Linked DNA regions of Mus musculus: all the other regions are linked to region 1. The links are chromatin loops, found by intact Hi-C in ENCODE. Cell type or tissue: gastrocnemius. All regions are shown on one strand.

The links. Hi-C counts contacts between places; a loop is a spot of excess contacts. Peaks named below come from ENCODE experiments on the same cell type or tissue, not always from the same donor. Only the 100,000 strongest peaks of a DNase experiment are listed, where the experiment ranks them.
Region 2: a loop joins it to region 1, with 2.9 times the contacts of the local background. A loop is called at or near these places in 3 of 42 quality-filtered maps.
Region 3: it touches region 1 in a loop (2.3-fold over the local background); 12 of 42 quality-filtered maps call a loop at or near these places.

What each region holds. Positions count from the first base shown.
Region 1 is chr14:45,217,044-45,225,043 of GRCm38, forward strand. Txndc16 (thioredoxin domain containing 16) reads right to left here and starts at 2,382. Exons shown (of 21, transcript NM_001310534.1): 1 at 2,174-2,382; 2 at 1,953-2,006. Gpr137c (G protein-coupled receptor 137C) reads left to right here and starts at 2,674. Exons shown (of 7, transcript NM_027518.2): 1 at 2,674-3,375. The coding sequence starts at 2,950. In gastrocnemius, a CTCF peak has its summit at 3,003; DNase peaks (open chromatin) are centred at 2,500, 3,072, 3,419, 3,760 and 1 more place; H3K4me3 peaks cover 2,987 bases; H3K27ac peaks cover 2,792 bases.
Region 2 is chr14:45,291,858-45,299,857 of GRCm38, forward strand. Ero1a (endoplasmic reticulum oxidoreductase 1 alpha) reads right to left here. Exons shown (of 16, transcript NM_015774.3): 7 at 7,985-8,000; 8 at 7,189-7,226; 9 at 4,115-4,126; 10 at 2,654-2,680; 11 at 2,447-2,539; 12 at 1,074-1,320; 13 at 505-574. Among named protein-coding and RNA genes, the nearest start is that of Ero1a, 23 kb to the right of the region's middle. In gastrocnemius, no CTCF peak of the experiment used is centred here; no DNase peak of the experiment used is centred here.
Region 3 is chr14:45,305,488-45,313,487 of GRCm38, forward strand. Ero1a (endoplasmic reticulum oxidoreductase 1 alpha) reads right to left here. Exons shown (of 16, transcript NM_015774.3): 2 at 1,025-1,144. Among named protein-coding and RNA genes, the nearest start is that of Ero1a, 9.1 kb to the right of the region's middle. In gastrocnemius, no CTCF peak of the experiment used is centred here; DNase peaks (open chromatin) are centred at 4,341 and 7,884.

The DNA.
Region 1 (8,000 bases):
CTGTGACTGTAGGAATACAGCACAAAGAACCCTTAGCTAATACGTAATGAGCTCAAGGGAGACTTGGAAAATGCTAAGTCATCAAGATTTGAGGACCTACTTCTGAAGCTTAAACCAGTGTATGTCCACTGGTACACAAGATAGGAAAGAGCAGCTGCCTTAACAAGAACTCTAAAGTGGGGCTGGAGAGATGGCTCAGCAGTTAAGAGCACTGACTGCTCCTCCAAAGGTCCTGAGTTCAATTCCCAGCAACCACATGGTGGCTCACAACCATCTGTAATGGGGATTCAATGCTCTCTTCTAGTGTGTCTGAAGACAGCAGCAGTGTACTCACATACAAGAAATAAATAAATAAATCTTTTTAAAAAAAGAAAAATGTTTTAACAAAAACTCTGAAGTACTAGCTAGGAGGTCAAACAGACCTCAAAACTGGTCTGAGCACCACAAGAAAAGGGTTATCTGACATTGATAATCAATAAATGAGCCACCTCAAGTTGGCAAAACTGTTGCTACAGCAATTTGGAGATGAGACATACCTAATGAGTCTACAATGAGTGTGTACCAAAGTTCTTACCGTTAACAAGCTTATTTTAAGCACTAAGAGGCTTGCAAACAGATTCGTATTGTATAGTAGCTGCTGTTGGTTGTATTTAACAAGGTATGCAAACACAGATTCCAGGAAGCACCAGCAAAGACAGGCAATATGCAAACATAAAATGTAACTTACACCCAAACTATTCCTTGTTCCAAGTAGCATGCTGACCAAACCACCTCAGCCTTGAAACAAAAGCCCATATACTCCAAAACCAGTTTGAGATCCTGCCAAGATAATGATAAAACTGGCAGGACCTGTCACAGGACAAGGTCAAGGACCATGGAGAACCATGCTCTAGGGCACGCAGAACGAGACCTGCTGGCTGCTGATCTGTACTGCTGTGTACTCAAGTTCTCTGAAGGATCCGCATCTGTATAAAGACCTTGCAGCGAGCTTAGCCTGTGCTGAGTAAAACATCATGGAAGACAGAACATTATAAACAAGAACCAAAAATCAATCCTGCACTTCCCCTTTCCCTTTCAGTCAAAGCTGACCATCCACATGTGTATCTGGCTAAACATCTGTAACATAGCCTCCACCATACAGCTAATGAGAAAAAGACAACATCTAAATGCTGGAGAGTCTCCTGCCTCATTATAGTCTTCCTGATGAGCCTACCACTGAATAAACACAGACTTAGGGCTTTCTTTTCATTTTATCATTATTGTACATGTGTGTGCATGATTACACTTGTGGATGGTAATACTGTCTGGTGTCTGGCAAACTACTGGACCAGAATAAGTACAGAACAGATCTTAAGCCCCTTTGTAACATGTACTTGGTGGTGGAGGACTGAGAAACAGCCATCTTCTTAAGCAGACCTTAAGGAGGGAGTATTTAGGAAAGGCTGGATATTGGATGCTCCAGTAAATATGCTGTCTACAGAAGCACTGAATCTGCAATGAGAGGCTCACTCTGAGAACACAGGATCCTTCCTCATCTTGCATTACTTTGACTGATTTGCTACCAAATACCAAATACAAAAAAAACACAAAAAACAAAAAACAAAAAAAAAAACCTTCATGTAGTGGCCAACATACAACCGTTCCTCACTTATTTAAAGCAGAAATATACCTCTTATTTTGTATCTCTCAGTCTCTGATGAGAATAGCACCACTTGTTCCAACACACAAGCAGAATCTCACACAAACTCTTCCATTCTGGACAATCACCACATTGTTACTGCTCCGCGCTCCCCCCACCCCTCCCCTGCCCACCCCTGCGCCCAAGAGAGCTTTCTAAATTGCAAGTTTCGAAGAATCACCTTCCCCTTGGAGAAGGCCTCAACGTTCATCTGTTCCCAGGACCACCATCCTTCAGGACCTCTTCCCAAGAGAAGAAAGGGTTGATTACTTACAGTTTCCGCTCGCGCTTTGCTTCATTCGCTTTCCTCGCCCCGTGTTTCCTCCAGCTCAGAAAAAGAAAAGGGGGGGAAATGAAATCAAAACCAGCGTCGTTTGGTGCCCCCAGAAACAGGTGAACTGAATCAGCAAGCAACCTGGCTGGAGGGACGTTTGCCGAGTGCTGATGTGCATGCAATCCTGCAGGCAAAGTCTTGAGGCCCGCGCTGCTACCCACCTGCCTGAGATTCTCGTGCAGAGATGAAAGGTCTCTGAGGACAGCACGTCCCGCCATCAGAGTAGAGATGGTGACAGAAGGCGGGGCAGGGGCTGGTCCCTACGGCGGCTCCCAAAGCAACTACGCCTACCTGAGAAGCTCACCGCCCACGGCCGGCACTGCCTCCGCAAAATCAGTCTCTTGGGCGAAAAAACAACCCCCGAGGCTCCGCCTGCTCCTCGTGCTCCTTACGTAAGAGATCCTCCAACCAATGGACGGTCAGGGGGCGGAGCGAGAACAGCCCCAGGTGACAGAATCTGGAGTCCTCCCGCCGGCGCGAGGAAGTCTTGCAGTTGCTGGGCCAATCAGCAGCGTGGGTGGGAAGAGGGGCGGGGGTAAAAGAGGAGAAAGCAGAAGGCCAATCAGATCAAAGGCTTCTGGAGTGACAGGCTCTGAGGCCTGTGGTATTCCGAGTGAGGCGCCCGGAGGGCGCGCCCGCCCGGGCCAATCGCCGGCAGCTCACAGTGCGGAGCGAGCGCCTCAAAAGCTCGGGTTTCTCAGCTGATTGTCTCCAGCCGAGAGTTGTTTGCTGCTGCTGCGGAGCCGAGCCGCGGCCCGAGGAACCGAGCCCCCCGGGGGGAAGGGGAGGCGGGCCCGAGGGCAGCCGCGGCCATCGCGCGGGGCTGCGACTCCTGTCACGGCGCTGCCCGGGGCCGCAGGCTGGGGCGGGCGGGAGGTCCGGGGGGCGCTCGGGCCGCTTCCTTCCCGCGCTCCCTCCCCGCTGCTCGCGTCCCCTCATGAGGGTATCAGTGTCCGGGCCGGCGGCCGCCGCGGTCCCCACGGCCGGCCGCGAACCCTCGACGTCCGGCGGGGGCGCCGTCGCGGCCTCGGGCGCCGCGGTTCCCGGTTCGGTGCAGCTGGCGCTGAGCGTGCTGCACGCGCTGCTCTACGCCGCGCTCTTCGCCTTTGCCTACCTGCAGCTGTGGCGGCTGCTCCTGTACCGCGAGCGGCGGCTCAGTTACCAGAGCCTCTGCCTCTTCCTGTGTCTCGCGTGGGCAGCGCTCAGGACCACGCTCTTCTCGGCCGCCTTCTCCCTCAGCGGCTCTCTGCCCCTGCTGCGGCCACCCTCTCGCCTGCACTTCTTCCCGCACTGGCTGCTCTACTGCTTCCCCTCCTGCCTACAGTTCTCCACGCTCTGTCTCCTCAACCTCTACCTGGCAGAGGTAAGGCGGGAGGACCGGCGAGCGGGGGAGCGGGGCCGCCGGGATCCACTCCTGCCGAGACGGAAGGGGTCGGGGCTGGGGGAGGTGGCCGGAGGGCAGTCTGGGGACACTGAGACACTCCTGTCTTTCCCTCTCCCTCAACTTAAGCCGCTGATGGACTCGGTGCCTGAGGGGGTTGGAGAAGTGTGAGAGAGAGAGTATGCGTGCCCCGACAACTTAAGGCAGTGGGACACCCTTTGTTCAATGTCCCAGACCTCCACGTAAGGCGTTGGTGGCGACCACAGAGAAGCATCGTAAGAAGTAGCAGCTCCGGTAGCTCTGTCGAGGCTGGACCGGGTTGAGGGAGGTTGGATGCTGAAGTAGAGGCAGCTCTGCTGAAGCTGGACCGCTGCCAGCCATTACGTCACCAGGCAGAGCTGTTCCTCCGCTATTGTTGCTGCGTTTCTTTTATTAGAAGCTTATATCCCCCCCCCCCCCCGCATCTCCTTAACTGTGGCTCGATACACCTTGCACAAATTCTGATCGATCGCTTCCCCGACGGGGTGAACGATCAATAACCAATGCTGCGGGACAGTCGAAGGACCTCCATAAAGCCCTTAGTGTTTGTCCCAGTTGCTGCTTGCTTTGGCGATTTAGGCGGTCTCTTACAGCACAGCCCTTTGGGGGAGAGCTAATTAGGAGAGAAGATACAAGCTTAACCTGTGCCTGTTGCAGAAACAAACCACGGAACTATGTTTTTTGGTGTTTTTGATTTTGTTTTTCCAACAACTTGCTTAATAGCTGGAGTCTAATCACACCCCCTTTCTCTTTTACGGGGAATTGCTGGTTGGATTGCATTGTTCTGCAGCACATTTGACCCATTTCAGACAGGTTGGGGGTATAAGGTTGTCAATCATGTCTATCTGGTATTTATGCCTTATTATTTTCAGGTTCCACCCCCCCCCCCCCAGTCTTCTTTTCCCTCAAAATACGAGCTTAGGAGAGGAGAAAAAAAGGTGACATCATACACTTAATACTGACTAATATAGAACGGTATTGGTCTATGCAGCTAATCCTCTCAAAGGCTTTTGGAGGTGATGAGAATTAACACAGTTCCAAGGAAAAGTAACCCAAAAAAGGCACTTTTGAATCAGATTGTGTTTATATTTCCTACATAAACCAACTCTTTTTTTCCCCTTAATAAACAGGAAAATAGAAAGCGTTTTTAAAATCACAATTGTAATTTCAGCTATATACAATTGTTATATATACAAGCTATATCCAATAAAAAACAATTATTGAGTAACAAAACCAAACTTTATTTTTATTCTCTAGCAACATAATACCATAAAAAACCTCATAATACCACAAAAATAATGCCACACTCTTAAGCAAAAGTGAAAAGCATATGCAATTGTAAATCAAATAAACATGCTACAATGGTATCATATTTGGGGATCATCCAGTTGCTTAAGGTTTTATAACACATATTTATAGGTAAACTGATACTGAGTTCTTCTTGACACTTCTGATAGTACATTAGTAATTTCTCATTATTGAAGACTTACTTTAGCCTCAGATACAGTTAATCTACCTGAAAATGATTAAAAGTCAATTTGCTAGGAGCATCAGATACCACGGGTGTTGTCACCCCCCCCATATGTCTTAAAAAATTATATATGCAATTCATTGGACCTTGCTAACATCACCCTTTCACTTGAGATGTAACACATAACCAGAAAGTGTACACAATCTTAAACATGCAGCTAGGGAAGTGTTATGTATGTATACATCCAAGTTACCAACAGCCTGAGTAAGATCTTGGATGCCTTAAGGGTTCCCTTGTATCTTCTACCAGACAGCACCTCTCACTCAAAGGGAAAGAAAGTGGCCAAACATAATAGGAAAAATATCAACTATATTTAAGCACAAAATTCTAAAAAGTATTTCTAGAACAAAAAAAATAAAGATTATCTACATAGTTTTCACATGTTATCACTGGTATTCCAAGTAAGAAAACATTAAAGTCTGAAAGTCTTATTAAATGAATCACTTGTTTGTGTGATACACTTTTTTGGAAAAAGCTCTTACCCTAGAAAATATAAATTTCAAAATACTGTACTGAAGCTCTTTTGTTTGATTGGTTGTTTCTTAGTATCTTCTGGAAAGGGCTTATGGGTTGCTTGCCTTTTATAATAACACTAAAAAGTTTAGGACATAATACTTGAATAAATATTGTCCTTTTTTGAAATCCTGCTTTATAATAGACATTTGAATCAGAATTTATTTCCCAGTTCATAGATATCTATACTTAAGAGAGTATTTGAAGTCAAGTGTGGTATGTACCTATAATCTCAGCACTTGGGAGGGAGAGGCTGGAAGAATGCCATGATTTTGAGGGCATCCTAAACTACATAGTTCTAAGACAATATGGCCTATATAACAACTGAACTTAAAAGGTGAGTATGTGAGCACATATTTGTAATCCTTATACCTAGATGACAGAAGCAGAAGGATCTACAAGTTACACGTTGTAGTACTTTGCCAAAAAAAAAAAAAGGTAAGAAAAGTGTGGATTTGTTTTTCTTGTATTTTTTGAGGCAGACTGTCTATGTACTTCAGGCTGGCCTTGAACTCTCCATCCTCCTGCTTCAGCCTTCCAAATGCAAGGAAATATAGATGTATACCACCATGCCCAGCTCTGGATGACAGTTTTTAATTAACAATTCCAAGTAACTGGAAGTATATTTTCTATTGATCATTCTGAATTCGTAAAGTTTTTCTCTTCGAGGAGTTGTTTCTTTATTTCAGTTTTTTGTTTTGTTTTCAGATGGACATGCTAGTGAGCTCAGACTGGCCTGGAATGTGCTGTGTAGCCCAAGATGTTATCAAACTTAAAACTCACATGCCTCAGCATCCCAAGTGATGGAATTGTGGGCACTGCTGCCATAGCCAGCTTTTGGATTCTTCATACTATAGCAAAGTTGTAGAGAGAGTTTGTTGACCAAAACAAAACTATTATTTTTGTCCCAAAGTATTGTCTTTACTGTCTCATATTAAATACCAATTCCATTTTACTTTTAATTTAAACATTTGTTGTGTCCATGTCTAATGAATTTAAAACATTCAAACTTTTCATTATAAAGAACCATGGATCAGGCCAGAAGATATCAGTTAAGAGCACTTGCTGCTCTCACAGAAGACTGTCCAGTGCCCAACAGCTGCCGGTGGTAGCTTACAACTGTAACTGTAGGTGCCAGCATACCTGCATTCACATGCACATACCCCCTCACAGATACATAGTTTAAAAATAGAACCTTGATCATTATAAACATAGAAAACAACATTTACTACTTTGAAGATTATTTTATGGTGCCTCTTCCAAAACACATGTTTTTTTAAAGTTAAGAACTGTGTAAACTATTAATTATTCTGGATTACACCTGAATGGAATTGAGCTAAATGTATTTCTTTCTGACTTTTCATCTTTCTGATTTTTGGAACAGAATAAAAGTATTATAACCTAAAAACGGATACTGAACTTTTTCTGGCAGTATCAGTAGAGCATGACCTTTACCAGATAAAATTTAGTACTCTTATATTTTCCTTAGTGAAGATTTCAGTCTTTAAATAGATTTTTCTGATCCTACCCTTCATTAGGACATACAAGAAAACAGCATAAGAGTTAGTATACTATCTTTGGAGCACTATGATGCATGCCAAAATGAATGAGTTCATCTTTGAGGTCCATATTGACATTTTTCCTTCCAGCTTCTATAATATATATGATAGTTGCTTAGTAAATATAAAATGCAATGACGTGATTCTAATGCTAAAAGAGCTAAAATATTTAAAATTTTAACTTCATGAATGCTATTATTGCTTCTTCAAATAAAGGTACTATTCTAAATATCAATGACACTTTAAATAAATGTAACTCCATTTCCAGATATCTTGGTTTGTTATATTATTTCCCACAAATGTATTTTTAGCACCTAAAATGGAAACTCCTAAGGACAAGTTATTTTATCATATTTTTGTCTCATAGCTACTATGAATATACTATTAAATATAAAGGTTAAATTCTAGGAAACATGTAATATGTACAATTACTTTATTTTGATGAGTGTTGAGGTAAATATGTATGGGTTGTCTATAGTCTTTATATTTTGTGCTTAAAGATTATACATGTTATGAATACATAGACTATCTTGGCTTAAATAGAGAAAAAGTTAATTACTCCTGGTAAAATATTACTAACAATGCTTCTAAGATTTAATAACTGAAAAGTATACAAAATAAATATTTTACATCACAAGTTACTATTCAATAGAAATGGCTTAGTTCAGTGTTTGGCTGTCTGCAAGGAATATAAACTGCTTTTGTCTAAACCTACTCAACTACCTTTTACCCACTAACTTGGTCCTACTTTTTCTACAACTGTGCCTATAGTTTTTCACTGAAGGCAGGATCAGATTATATTACATTTAATATTATCAAAGCATTTTATAACATCATTACTGTGAGAATCTAATGGTCAACAAAGCTGATTATGTGAATACAGGTGCCCAGGGAGGCAAGAAGAGGGCATTGGCTCCCCTGAAACTTGAGTTCCAGACAGTTGTTAGCTACCTGATGTGGGTGCA
Region 2 (8,000 bases), 75 kb after region 1:
CACACTGATTAAATTAGCTTCTTTCATCACCATAAGAAACAGGGAGGGGTGTTACAAATATTCTGGGGAAGTCATATCAAGCCCATTGAGCTATGAGGCAAGACTCAGTAGGAAGTATAAATACATTTATACCTTAAATTTACTTTTTAATTGACAATCAGATTGTTTGTGGTATGCAATAATATTTTGATATTTACTAGTTAATATGGAACAATAAACCCACAATAACAAATTCATAAGTTAACATAGCCTTTTGCAGTAGAATCTGCTGGGAAGAGTTGTGAACTGTATAACACATGACTACTTACTAGTCATCCTCCTGAGCACTGCAGCCTCCTCCAATGGGAACTCCGCTCTGGTCAAGATCTCCCACCTATCCCAGCTCTGTCCTCAGCCTCTCAAAAGCATCCTTTTACTCAACTTCCAATGCTACTGCTCTGTTACAATCAGCCTACATGGCCGCCTGGCTGTAGCTAACAATTAAGCCGATGTGTAATTAATTACCTTTAGTTTATGTGCTTCGTTTTTATCCCCAGCAAAAAAAGAATTCTCATCGAAGTGCAAAGGAAATGACCTGCATTTAAACAGAAAAGGCTCATGTTCATGAATTAGAAGCATCAAAAAACTTGCTAATATATTTTATTTGTCAGAGATAAATAATACAATTTTAGGAATAAAATTCAGTAACGCCAACACCAATGCAAATGAATATTTATCCTCAAATACAAATTCTAAGTGTATTAGAAGTGTGGCCTCAAACTTAAAAGACTGTGCAAATGAAAATAATGCTGGTATTAAGAACATAAAAAACAAAAATGTAGTACACAGTTCAAAGCAAATCCAAGCTATTCTAGAAGCTCTGGGCGGCCAGGCGATACATACCCACATTCCCAGCACTCTGGAGGCTGAGGCAAGAGAATGTGACCATCTCAAAAAACTAAAACTTCAATGAAATACAACTACATATGCATGATATAAAGATGGTTTTCTTCTCTAACCAAATAATGCAGTTTACTCTGGGCACCACCCCTCACCTATATGTTAATATCTATGTTATAATGTATAGCACCTACTTGATTTCATGAAGTATCTCCAGAAGTAACGCTTTGTTTTCTGCATCCTGAACTTTATTCCCAGTGAAGAGCTGAAAATCTGGACGCTCAAAAAATGGAAGCACTTTGGAGAGAGCCCTTAACTCTATCAGGTACAGGAAGTACAAGTTCCTCAGCCTTCGTGGGCCTTCTCCTTCAGTCAGAATCCCATCAAAGCGCTGCTGGAACTCTGTGACATTGTGACCCCATTTCTTTTCCAGCCAAGTATCTAAAAAGAAAGAACACTAAATGACTGAATTGTACAGTTGTGTAATTTTCATTTTAATTATAAGGGACTGCTTATACTTATAGAAGTCAATTTCATTTTGTAGCTTAAAATATGTAATTTAACCAAAGACAGTTTGGGTTTGTTGTTGTTTTTAATAATTTAGCCTTAAAACCTCTGTTGAAAACCAGGCATGGTGGTACATGCTTTTAATTCAAAGCAGAGACAGGTAGAACTCTGTGAGCTCAAGGCCCGCTTGGTCTACATACAGATTTCCAGGACAGCCAAGGCTACATGATGAGCCCTTGCCATCAAAAACAAATAGATAAAATTTCAAAAATTCTATAGTAAGAATTTTGTCTTTGAAATCCATTTTTAAAGACAAAGAAACAGGTATTTGATAAAATCAAACTTCTGAATATCAACAACCATAAAATCAAAATATATAATTAAAAAGTGACTTGCTAAGCTGCAGGGATGGCTGAGCAGTGAAGAGAAAGTATGCTTTTTCAGAAGACCTGACTTCAGGTATCCATGGCAACACACAGCCACGGCCTCTGGCCTCTGAGGCACCGGTCCTCCATGCACATATCAACCCCCACCCCAACCCCCAACCCCACACGTATAATTAAACATAAAAGTGAAAAATTTTAATGACTGTCTGAAATTACTAATGAGTCTCAAGCATCTATTTAGAGTTACCATTTTATTTCTGAAAAGTAAAATACATTCCAATTTCAGAGGGAGTGAGTTACGGAGGGAAATCAACCATGCTGATTTTCCATCAGCATTCTAAACCATGAGGAAGCGCAGACAATGCTGTACCCATTAAAGTCTACACACAAATCGAGGCTCCCGTACAATAACAAACTGTGCTGTGGGGGCTATTTTAATTCCCACAGCAAAGTGAAAGAAAATTTCCAAAGCAATGTATCTAGTTTTGAGAGAATTAATAATAAATACATGGAGCCATACAACTATAGACACATTCCTAGTTACTACCGTTTACGAGTGTAATCTTACTGCCCGATAGTCAAACAAGTCTCTTTTTTTCCTACCCAGGTAAATACAAGAAAATTCTAAAAATACCTAAAAAGCAAGTCAATGAAAGATTTCAAAAGTCACACACCTTGTAAAAGATACCTTGCACTCAAATGCACATTAATGCTTGCGTGCAGGCCAGATATAAGTCTGTAGAATGCTCTCTTTTCTACACAGAGGCCTAAAAGAAATCAATGATTTAAAAATTAAAATTTATATGTGAATCTTGAAAATTTAAGAATTACTTCATGATTTAAAAATAAAAAATTAAATTTATTTCAAAGTTTCTAATTACCTTCTAGCCAGTTGTAAAATGTGTTCTCTGAAATTAAAAGAAAAAAATAAGTCATAATTTTTCATAACACCAAAATGTGAATTTCCAAGTACTAAGAACTGTGCCAGCTAAAGGTTCAAATCTAATTTCTTCCAAGAAGAGAAGTTTGGGAGTGGATCCAAGTAAGTACCACTCTGTTCCTCCCTCAGCCCCTGTCTCCTGACTTCTTGGATAAAATGTTTCATATGGTATCAAACTGTAGAATCTGGAGTCAGGAGGGTGTCACTCTGTGACACATCACTTGGCTATCCTGTTCAAATTGAGCTCCTGAGTTCAATCCCCAAGACTGTTCCACCAGAAATAACACACAGGCATGCGCGCGCGCGCGCACACACACACACACACACTCGCACACTCGCACACCAAATCTAGCAAGATTACACAACTAGATAAATTGCCAAAGCCATTTATGCTTTGAAAACTCGGGACATACTACATACTTTTAGGTTCAGAAGACACAAACACTGTAAGATGATACTACAGATGGAACAGAATTCCATGCAGGTCACTACATCCAAAGAGCAGTAGGCCAGCGCTAAACACAATTGCCATGTTCTGTGACCTAATGGTACCACTGTCAGAATACTAAAGCTCACTACTTCTAGCTTCAGAATTACCATCTAAAGAAATAAAATGGGAAGAGGACAAGGAGTTTGTAGAAAGGTTACTATTTTAATTTTAAAACCTTAAGGAAAGTACCCAAGGAGCTGAAGGGATCTGCAACCCTATAGGTGGAACAACAATATGAACTAACCAGTACCCCGGAGCTCTTGACTCTAGCTGCATATGTATCAAAAGATGGCCTAATCGGCCATCACTGGAAAGAGAGGCCCATTGGATTTGCAAACTTTATATGCCCCAGTACAGGGGAATGCCAGGGCCAAAAAGGGGGAGTGGGTGGGTAGGGGAGTGGGGGGGTGGGTATGGGGGGACTTTTGGGATAGCATTGGAAATGTAAATGAGGAAGATACCTAATAAAAATTTTTAAAAAAACCCTCAAAGAATGAAAATGATCTAAAGTAACGTCTGAGTTAACAAAATAACAGAGGCAGGTGGATTTCTGAGTTCGAGGCCATCCTGGTCTGCAGAGTGAGTTCCAGGACAGTCAGGGCTACACAGGGAAACCTGTCTCGAAAAACTAAAAAGGGGAGGGGGAGGGGGAGGGGGAGGGGAGGAGAGAGGGAGGGGAGGGGGAGGGGAGGGGAGGGGGAGGGGAGGGGAGAGGAAAAGAAAAGAAAAGAAAAGAAAAGAAAAGAAAAGAAAAGAAAAGAAAAGAAAAGAAAAGAAAAGAAAAGAGAACCACTACTCTAAAATAACAAAGTGTCAGAGGAAGTGGAAAGAAATGCAGTTTGCCACAATCAACACCAGAACACACATCTGAATATGCAGGCAGAACTGATATTGCATGATAAAAATACGTACCTTTACTTTTTCCTGAAAAACAAAAAAAAAACATTTTTTGTTATATTATTATAAATTACCTCCACCTTTCCCTTCTGAAATGCTACACTTTCATGAGAGTACTTTAATGACTTTTTGAGTTCATGTATCCATACAAACAATGTCAGGAGAAAGAACACCCATAGCAAATCTCCACCCAGCAGTAGTTTAGGCTCACAGAACTCACCTGTGCTGATGCGCAGGGACATGCAGCACACTGTCTGTCAGCAGCTTACACATCTAAAGCACCTATGTGCACTTGGACAGCACTCTTTGTACACTTATTATCCTGAAGCTATAACACACTTCTGCTAAAGGTCTGTATTACTGCTTTCACTCCTCCAGACTGACATAAGATTTAAAACCTTTGGACTGTTTTCAAAGACTGTAAAATTCAAATTCCTCATAATGCAGCAGTTTATATGCAGTTGCTTACTTACTGTTGGAACATAATCTTCATTGTTCCCATTTTCCTTTTTGTTTTAGATTACTTTTTATTGAAAAAATTTTTGATATAATACATTTGGATTTCATTTTCCCCTCCCACAACTCCGTTTTGTCATCCCACTTCCCCCCCACACAACTCCTCTCCATCATCCCCAATTTCTCACAACTCCTCCCCTCATCCCCAATTTCTCACATATCCAAACCCACACCCTTTTTTGTTCTTACATTAGAAAAAAAAAAGCATATAAAAATTTTAATGGGATAAAAATAAAAACAAAGATGAATAGGACAAAACAAAAGAACAGAAAAAAAAGCAAAACAAAACAAAATAAAACTCGCAGAGAAAGCATTACAAGGTAATAAAGCCTCTAAAAACTACCATCAAGTTCATTACATTTTGTCGGTTTTTCTTTAGCATCACAGTTTGTTAAACATGTTCTCATTGCCAATGTTTTAAAATATTTTTAAAATTTATTTATTTTGTTTTATATGTATCGGTGTTTTATCTGCATGTATGTGTGTGCCCTCATGCGTCAGAAGAAGACTTCAGACCCCTGGAGCTGGAGTTATGATGATTATAAGCCACCATGCGTGCACTGGGAACCAAACCCAGATCCCAGTTTGCCTTGCCAAGACCATTTATACTTTGGAAAGTGTGATATTTTTTGTTTACTTAGGTATTTAGAGGCTCTGTTCTGTAACTATAGATGCTGTTTTTATTTATGCATTTTTCCTTCACTCTACTGCTGATCATCTTTATTTAATGAGCTTCCCTCTGTCATCCCCACAACTCCTCCCCACCGTTACAAACCTAACAATGTTTGTTACAACTGTATTATACTGTGTCCCTTGTCACATACCATGTAGCCTGTTTTCTGATGATCACTGAAAGAGTTCCCATTTCCACTAAAATGACTGGAAGTGATTAAATATGAGCTGCTAATAGAGAGCACTTATCTATGAATTTGTACTTCACCTAATTAGATAAACACCCTCCCCTGCCTCACCACATACAACACAGCCGAAAATGTTCTTTCTTTCCTAAGACAGACAGACTTGCCTGATAGCCGTGCTTGCTGACTGTGACATCAGTGGCTTTCAAATGAACTGAGAAAATAAAAACCTTACATATTTGCTTAAAGGGCAGCGAAGAGTCTATCAATAAGTCCATCCTGGGAGAATATACCTGGCGGTTTGAATAAGAATGGCCACTACAAGCACCTACATTTCAATGCTTGGTCCCCAAACTGGAAGGATTAGGAAGATTGGCCTTGTTCAAGGAGGTGTGTCGCTGGAGCTGGGCTTTAGGTTTACAAAGCCCAGGTCATCTAGGTTGGGCCTCCCTAATGCCTTAGACTTGTGCATCATATGTGAGCTCTCAGCTACTTCTCCAGTGCCACGCTCACCTGCCTGCTGCCACACTCCCTACCATGGTGGTCATGGATTAACCCTCTAAAACTGTAATGAAAACTCTAAATTGAGCCCTCTAAAACTCAAATGCTTTCTTTTATAAGTTTTCTTGGTCACAGTATCTCTTCGCAACAATATAAAAGTAACTAAGGCAATAAGAATATGTAATTTCTAAAAAAAAAACCAGAAATCATATGTAGAAATTGTTTATTCTATAAACCATTACTAACTGAGAGGGCAATTTGAATCTGCACGTCCTCTTGGCATCTACATAAGGCCTGCACAATGGTGAATAACCAGTTCTTGCAAGAATAAGTGATTTTTACACTGCGCTAGACAGTATCCAAAATTAAAATTTTATTGAAATTATAAAATGTGTCAATTTCTCTAATTCTTTTAAAGAAACTGTTCACTGGGGAAAACCATTGACATCATAATGTATCTAGCAACTTACTCCATAACTACCAGGCTCTATGTTGAGATATTGCTGCCCATATCCCAAGGCACTAGGGCAGGTGAATACATATATAAATCACAGAATGATGCCACCAGTAAACATTCTAAGAAGGAAGCAAACCCAGCATGTGCTGCTCCACAGAGAGCCAGAGATGACTTCCAACTGGAAAGGGAAGTGTTTCGGGAAAGGCAGCATTTAGACCAGATCTTGAATGTAAATGGACATAAAAACATATTTAGTGATATGTAAGGCATGTGGATTTATAATCAGACCATATGTGGAATGTGATGAGAATGTAAAGTCTTTTACTTGAGGGGTGTGTGTGTGTATGTGTCTGTGTCTGTGTGTATTTCTTATTTGGCTGGGAATCAAGCCCAGGACCTCAACCATGCTGACCAACCACTGCACCCTTAAACTTTCTCTCAAACTCAAGTATTTTTGAAAAATTAGGTAAATGTTTGGGATATTCATGTATCTGGGGAGATGAATGAAACTGAAGTAAGCAAACAACTACTCAGTGCATTGCAAAAACAGATAATAAAGATATAACCTAATCTTCATATTACAATGGTCTAACACCATGATATATGTCCTTAGAAGACTAAGAATATTTACCTCTGCTTGCAAGGGTGAGATCACTCGCTAGAAGCAATGAGTAGACTACCCGACAAGCTGCCTGTGCCTTCTTCAGTCTAACCCAAATCCACTTGCCAATAAAGAAGAGAAGATGCAAATAACTCACCTCGCCCAGAAGCCAAAGGCCTTTGAATTGTCTGTGGCCTACAAACAAAAGGATTGCAGAGGATGAACGTCAGTGTTACCAATAATGTTCTAGTTGTATCTGATTGAGAAAGTGAAATGTGTTATCATACAGATCTTTTGTCTCTGGGAGAATCATGCACACACACACACACACACAATATATACAAGAGCCTTCAGGCTGCCAAGTGAAGAACCAGAAGCATTTCTCAGTCACCTAAGGATCTTAGGTGTACTCCTTAAGAATACAAAGGAGGTGGTTCCCCAAGTACTGAACAAGCATCTAACTTAAAAGTTTCAGATTCTCCATCTATGAGCAGTTATAACTATGATACACTGTTGCCATAAGAACGAAAGGAGCAATGTCTGTGACGTGTTTAGCACACAAAAACGTCACCTTGGAGCTATTCTTGGAAATCAATTTAGGTTGAAGAGGATAAAATAACTGCGCCACAGAAAAGAGAAGAGAGAGGGTAACAAAGGGAATCCTGAGCTGTAGATGCTGATCTACACCCCACCATTGGCTACAGTGGTCTTGGTAAATGAAGCAAAGCCCATGACTCCCCAGTTACTTCATCTACATAATGAGATCCTATATATAATCCACTCAGGAGTGTTTGTTCAGTGTCTCCAATCCTAGAAAGGTCTAAGCCTTCAGAGAAGTTGTTGCAACTTGTGCCAATGCCCATAGGGAATCAGGGCATTTTAGTTTCTATGTCCTAGTCAATCTTTTAAGAATGTGAACCTGATCTGCACAGGTCTAGACCAACAGTACATACTTAAAACAGTTTTCTT
Region 3 (8,000 bases), 88 kb after region 1:
ACAAACTACCACTAAACAGACCCTGGACAGATGGCAGCTGGGAGTCAGGGCTCAAATCAGAACCACACAGCTCCTATTTAAGCAGGAGAGCAGGAAGGAACTGTGTGGACCAGGTCTGATCGACTACTGTTAAGTGTTTAATAAATCCAAAAGTGCGTCCTCTCAAATATTTATAATAGTTGGAGCCCATCTGATGGCTGACGAAACAATTTTGAGAATAATATAGTAATTTCTATTTCACCATTCTATTTCAATTTTAACCAATCAGTTTCTGCCTCTAGAAATTACTGAAGTTAAGCCAGCAGGGCTGTGGGGTGAGCTTAGTTGGTAAAGCACATAAGGGCATGAGTTTACTTCTCAGAAGCCATGTAAATGCAAGCAAGCATGGTGGCTTACACTCGCAGTCCCAGAGCTGGGGAAGCAGAGACCAGATTACAGAAACCAACCAGTCTAGCCTACTGCCAGAGCTCAGGCCAGTAAGACACCAAGTCTGGAAAAGTCAAGTGGACGGACTGTGCCTGAGAAACAGCACCCACAGTTGTCCTTGGGTCTCCTCATGCACAGGTATGCACACATACAAAGTCCAGTGGGTGGTTTCTCAAGCAAACAGTTCCTGTGTGAACCGAGCTTTCCTACTAACCGTATACATTTTAAGTCAGAGGCAGCCCAGCAGGTAAAAGTGTTCGCTGCACAAACTTGACATCCTGGGCTTCAAACCCAGAACTCACAAAAAAAAAAAAAAAAAAGCATGCAAAGTTGTCCTTTGACCTCCATTCACAGGCATGTCATGGCATACGCTCCTGCATGTACGTACACACACACACACACACACACACACACACACACACACACACACGGACATTTGCATGCATACACACACTAAATTTAAAAAAATAAAATTTTAACTTAAACTTTGTACACATTTATATAATTGCCAATTTCAGTAAAAGTACTGATGATTAGTCATCTCAGCAAATATAACCATCCATTATAGCATACTTATATTTTAAAAAGTTGAAAGTACCTTGTAATATCTAAAGTAGTCACTTTCAAGAAGCTTTTGTAGTCTTGGGAAAAGTCTGTAGTTATTAAACTTATCGATGGTCTCGACATCACAGGTACAGTCGTCCAGGTAACCACTAACCTGTTAGAACGGAAAAGGAAACATCGGGTTTAATGGTCCCTGGTGCCACAAGGCCCTGCTCCTTACACAGTTATTGTTTTTTAAAAGCCTGCTACTCAGCAACATTATCTTCCCACCTTCTCTTGGTTCTCTAAGATAGAGAATGCCAAAAATCCAACAATAATGCCAATAATCTAGAGCAACACTGTGGCACTTTCATAAGCTCAGCTGAGCTCAGAGGTTCTCAGACCTGGACCCAAGCAGTCACCTTGTAGCCTTACCTTCCAGGACCCAGCAGACCTGACCAAAGGCTGGCACGGAGATTAAGAAAGAGAGAGGTGCCAGGCGGTGGTGGCGCACGCCTTTAATCCCAGCACTCGGGAGGCAGAGGCAGGTGGATTTCTGAGTTCAAGGCCAGCCTGGTCTACAAAGTGAGTTCCAGGACAGCCAGGGCTATATAGAGAAACCCTGTCTCGAAAAACAAAAACAAAAACAAAACAAAAAAAGGAGAGAGGTATGTCTCCCTGTGGCTGGGCCAAGAAACAAGGAAACTCAAATCATATCTCATCCCATGAGCTGATGAACACACACTGCAATCAGAAGAAAGAAAGATACACACAGGGCCAGGGGATCCCTAGAGCCCATCTCCCACTTACACCTGGCTAGCTGGAGCAAGGCTGTACTGTTTTCTTGGGACTGTGTCTGTCTGTCTGTCTGTCTGTCTGTCTGTCTCTGTGTATATGTGTGTCTGTCTCTCTCTCTCTCTTGTTTTCTGAGGTTATGTAGCTTGGTGAATGTATAAAGAGAAGTAATACTAATGAATAAAACAAACAGTAACTCACTTTAAGACTAACAACCCCGACTACTGGCCAACATTTGGGTAATAAACTTACCACAAATGCTTAGCACGAATGTCATGACCCTACATCCTAGATCAAACTATTGACTTTCTACACCAGGATGAAATGAGAATTTACAATCAGCCAATGTTACTGGCTGTAAAACTGAATGGTTTTGGACATTTATTTGGAGCTAAGCACGTACTTAATAAAAGTAATGTAACATTAAATAACAAGTACATAATGATTCAAAAAATAGAAAAATGCATTACCCATAATCCTTTGGTGTGATATGTTTGCACTGTAAACTACATTGAAAATAAGGAAGTGCCACAATCCCCGCACTGAGGAGGAATTGACAGCTGCCCCGGAGAGTTTTCTTTAGGGATGTGGTCCCTGGTAGGTTGACCATGCTCCCTGCTCCCATGGCTGGCCACACACCCATACATACAGAGCAGCACAAATTGGTCTCAGAGAACAGTATTTTTATAGAGGATAGCCAAGCGTCATGGCCACTTTTAATCCCAGTGCTTGGGAAGCAGAAGCAGGCAGATCTAAATCAGCCTGGCTGGGAAGAGTAGGAAGAGGAGATCAGACGGACAGAATCAAAATGCATTACAGACAGATATGACGTTCTCCAAGAGTTAGTAAAGACAGTATCTAAAAGGAAGTGAGGGCTAGAATGATGACTCAGCAGTTAGGAACTTGCGATTCTCTTCCAGAGGACCCAAGCTTGGTTCCCAACACCCCTGTCAGGTGGCTCAGACCACCTGTAACTCCAGCTGTGATAGATCCAATGCTTTCTTCCGGCCTACCCAGGCATGACACTCATGCACATACCCCACACAGATATGTGCACAAACACATAATTAAAAACATTTTTTAAAAATAAGAAAGTGGGGACTGGAGAGGTTAAGAGCACTGACTGCCCTTTCAGAAGTCTGAGTTCAATTCCCAGGAACCACATGGTGGCTCACAGCCACCTGTAACAGGATCCGATGCCCTCTTCTGGTGCATCTGAGGACAGCTACAGTGTACTCATATACATAAAATAAACAATTTTTGAAAAATAAAAAATAAATTTTTTTTTAAAAAGATCATTTAAAAAAAATAAGAAAGTGGCCAGACAGTGGTGTCACATGCCTTTAATTCCTGTATTTGGGATGGCAGAGGAAGGCAGATCTCTACGTTCAAGACCAGCCTGGTTTACAGAGTAAGTTCCACGACAGCAAGGGCTACACAGAGAAACCCTGTCTCAAAAGAACATAAATAAATAAATAAATATGGGTAAATAAATAAGAAAACAAGTAAGTAAAACTTTATTAAAACACTGGATTAATATTTACCCTTGGACTATATGAAATCCCATACTATCTTCATTTAAGAACATTGAAAACCAGTAATGGGGGTGGGAGATGGCTCAGTAGTTTACTGATTTTTCTGGTTCTAGTTTCTAGCAATCTGATCCATATATCCTATCATTTCTATTTTCACTCCTTTTGAGTTTGGAAGGATAGAAATCACCTACTACTTCTAGCCTTTGATTTGAACTGTTACAAAAGAATAACAGAAACAGCAGGAAGGGCAAGAAGAGACCAGCACATGGAGCTGGCGAGTTAGAAAAGGTAACCCAGATTGAGCCCACCTGTGCCGAAGCCAACCGTCCCACGAGGTCACTGACAACGTGGAAATCAACCTGCAGGATGTCGCTAAGCACAATCACTTTCAGACACACTTAGGCGCTCTTCTATCACTGTGGGCTCAACTGCCTCTCCTGGGAGCTTCCAGAACATTCCACATAGTACTGCTGTATTAGAATTACCTCACTATCCTGGCTGTTATCTAGTGCATCAACTAGAGCAGCATTTCTCAACCTGAGGGTCCACATCCCTTTGGGGGCCATATATCAGATAATCCTGCATGTCGGATATTCACATTACAATTTATAGCAGCAAAACTACAGTTATGAAGCAGTAATGCAGGAACTTTACGGCCGGGACTCACCCCAGCATGAGGAACTGTATGAAGGGGTCACAGCATCAGGAAGGCTGAGACCCCTTTGAACTAGAGTATCAAATCACTGGGATAAAATCAGGTTTTTTCACTGTTGCGATCCCAGCCTGTGGCACCGTGCTTCTGGAAGACACAGTGGGTCTCAGTGATGGGGTGGGCAGGTGAGTGGCTGAGCTCTGCCTGCTGCTCCTCCTGCCCCACGCTCAAGAGCATGTGTAGCAGCAGCACACCCACAAGGCAAGGAACAAACGCAGTAAGGATGACCCTTCGCGCGGATGATCCTTCGCGCCTCGCTTTCTGACTGTCCACTCGCCATCCTAACCTGCAGCAGAGGAAGCCCAGAGCCCGGAAGGAACACAAGGTCCCCCAGAGCAGAGGTGGCACACAGCCAGGAGACTGCAGAGGGACAAGAGGCAGCACAATGAGAGCTTTTAAGCCTTCTTCCCTTTACCCTTCATGTGGAATAGGCCACATTCGCCACTACAACCTCGGGCAACAGGGTGGCCAAGGAAACAAAATAAAAACAGAGTTTCAACTGAGCGCTCAGTGAAGACACAAAGACACTTGGAGATCCAAGCCTACTGACAGTTCAGGTATGCTGGCCAAGAGGTGAGGCAGAAGCCCATCCTTGGCAGAAGTGTGGCAGGTGTGATGTCAGCTCAGTTCGAGGATCTGGAGAACAACAGGCATGTTACCAAAGCAGTCACAAGCAAGGGCTTGGGCAGAACACCACTAATACAACCCACAGACTCTTAGAAGAAAAGTCCCGGGACAGGCGACAGGTGTTAGATGAAACAATCGCCGGCCTGGTGCTATGCTTGGGACCTGCTTCCACTGCTGCGGTACTCACGGTGCCATCCCAAAGCACAACCCTGCCTGCCGCGGGAACCTAAGCTCTGGGTAGGAAAACTAACACTATGCGTAAAAAGGCCCACGCGGAGAGACAGTAGGATGACAGAAGCCTAGCCCAGTTGCAGGCCTAGCCAGTGAGAGGTACGGAGCCTCTGGAGGTGCCCACTGCCAGCTCCCGTGCTCTGCAGTCAGGCCGAGCGGGTCTAAGGCCCACCTCTGTCACTGTGCTGTGAAGAATAATTTAATATAATAATAATAATTATAATAATATAGAAGAATAATTTCCAACCTGCAGATTTGGAAATGCTTGATTGCTAAGCATCACTGTTAACCTGGCTCATTACTCTCCAAAGCAGCCCACATTTCCCTAATGGGAAAGAAATACAGGCCTAGTTTGTAGTCAAAGTTTCTAACACTGGATTATTCCAGCCTTCCCACTGGAACGAGGGCCCAGATTATGGAAAAACTAGTGTGGGGTGGGGGTAGGGAGGCTCAGGCACACTCTCCACTGACTACAGTTGATGTAGTCAAATACAATAGGCAAGAAAGGAAATCTGTAATCACAGATATACATAAATATAATCTGTTGCGTCCATCTTTGTGATTTGATATGTAAACAGTTTGAAGGCTGACCACTCTGTATAGGATCTTATTTTGCAAGAGGTATTTTTTAATTCACAATGAATGACAAAACAAACTAACAACCAACCAAAAACACCCTCCTCACAGTCTTGTGTACAATACTAAGAAAGCCTACTTCTATTGTAGATCAATCTTGTTCTCATTCAAAGAACTATACAGTTGTATTTCTTGTATGTGTTTCTTATGAAAAGCGCTTGTCCAAGCATCAATTAAGGAAAGGGAAGACGGTGATGGCACACGCCTTTAATCCCAGCACTTGGGAGGCAGAGGCAGGCGGATTTCTGAGTTCTGAGGCCAGCCTGGTCTACAGAGTGAGTTCCAGGACAGCCAGGGCTATACAGAGAACCCCTGTCTCGAAGAAAAAAAAAAAAAAAAAAAAAAGGGAAAAGGAAGACAGAAGGAAAAAAAGAAAAGGAATTCAAACTAAAAATAAAAAACTAAAATCAGAATTTTCAGATCTTAGGCAGTACATGCAAAAACTTGAGAACTCCACCAAAAGAAAAAAAAAAACACTCAAATTATTTTAATAAAGTCATAGGCTACAAAAATCAAATCAGTTGTGTTCTAGAAACTAATAAATGAGACTATCGGGGGAAAAAAAAACAAGAAAGCAATTCCATTTATAATAGCATCAAGCAAATAAAATCTTAAGACATGCAACCAAGGTGGAAGCAGGGTTGGTGAGCACACACTGAAACAGGAACACTTATTACATGATGGAAACCAGTGTGGATACTCCTCAAGGAACTAGAAACATAGCTGGATCTAGCAATCCCACTTCTGGGGACACATCCAAAAGAAATAAAACCACTGGCTCCAAGAGACCTGCACACCTGTGCTCCCTGCATCACACAATATCCGAGGTACAAAAGCATCTAGGTATTTGTCAGGGCAAGAGTGGATAATGTGACACACACACCACACAATGAACTATTATTCTGTCCTTTGTGGCATCCTGGATGAATCTGGAAGCAAAATAAGCTAGATATAAAGGTTACTTCACGACCTTCCTCACTTGTGAGATCTAAGGAAGATCAAGGACACTAAGGGTAGAAGTGGAAGACGTGGAGAAATACAGGATAAATAGCTTCCGGGCTCTGAATGAACATCATGGCGACCATAGCTAGTAATAGTGCATATTTGTTAAGAGAACAGAGCTTCAGTATTCTCACCACATGTGCAGCTAGCTGGGCGATGGTGTCATGATAATTTAGCTTGATTTTAACATCCCAGGGTATTTGTGTATAAAAACATCTTCTAGAATATACCACCCTGCTGTTTCTCAGTAAGTAAATGTATATACTCAAAATGTGCTTTGTCAAAGAACTAGGGTATTTAATTTTTACTGTGTTTTGTGACCAGAGGGGCTAGAAAGATGGCCCAATCATTAAGGGCGCAGCTCCTCTATCATGAGGACCAGAGTTCCAATCCCAGTACCCACTGGTTTGTGAAGTAGCTCACAAACAACTCTAACTCCAGCTCACAAGGAATCCAATGCCCTCCTCTAGCGTTCAAGGGCTCCACAGCATGCACACAGACACATTTCTTCAAAGAACATAGTTTTTTAAAATAAATATTACTCTATATTTTAAAATATACATCATGGGGCTGGAGAGATGGCTCAGCAGTTAAGAGCACTGACTGTTCTTCCAGAAGTCCTGAGTTCAATTCCCAGCAACCACACGGTGGCTCACAACCATCTGTAATGGGATCTGATGCCCTCTTCTGGTGTATCTGAAGATAGCTACAGTGTACTTGTATCCATAAAATATATAAATAATTCTTTAAAATACACATCATGGTGTAACATGTTACATATAGTAAAATGATTACCATAACAGGACCAGTTAACATACAATTACATACAATTACCGGTCTACCCCATGAGAAGAACAGCTGTAGCATACTCATCTAGCAAAACTGCTGAGTACACTACTAGCCATACTTCTGATGTTGCTGTGCACTGAACCTCTAAATCCCCAACCAAGATAAACAAATGGTAGAAAATGCCACATACACAGAGTAAGATTCTGCTATTTGACCTCAGTAGCCCCGGCGGACATGCTAAGTGAATTAAACCAAAGAAAGATTTGCCTGGCCTCACATATAGAATTCATGAAAGGAGGAGAAAGAAGGAAAAGAGCTGGGGGGGAGTGGGGTGGGAACAAGCGTACATGCATGAGAGCAAAAGCAAGGAAAGGAGAGCAAGAGTGAGAGACAGGCAGACTGACTGACTAAGATGGGAAGAAAAAAAACTGGGACATTGTAAATCAAAGGATACAACAAACAAAAAAAAATCTATACCAGATTATAAGGCATACGATTGTAGGTCCTGCATCTGCTCTGCCACAGGGCATGGCCACTTGGGGAGGCAAAATAGCGAGGAGTTTGACTGCATGTACCCCACGCAGCTCACTTGGGGTGGAAAAGCCAGAGCTGGCTTGGGGGTCCCGGGGCCTGTCATCTGGTTCTCAGTCTCTTGGACACCCAGGCGCTGCTAGAAGCCAGGGAAGAGCTGAGAATGGAGTTGG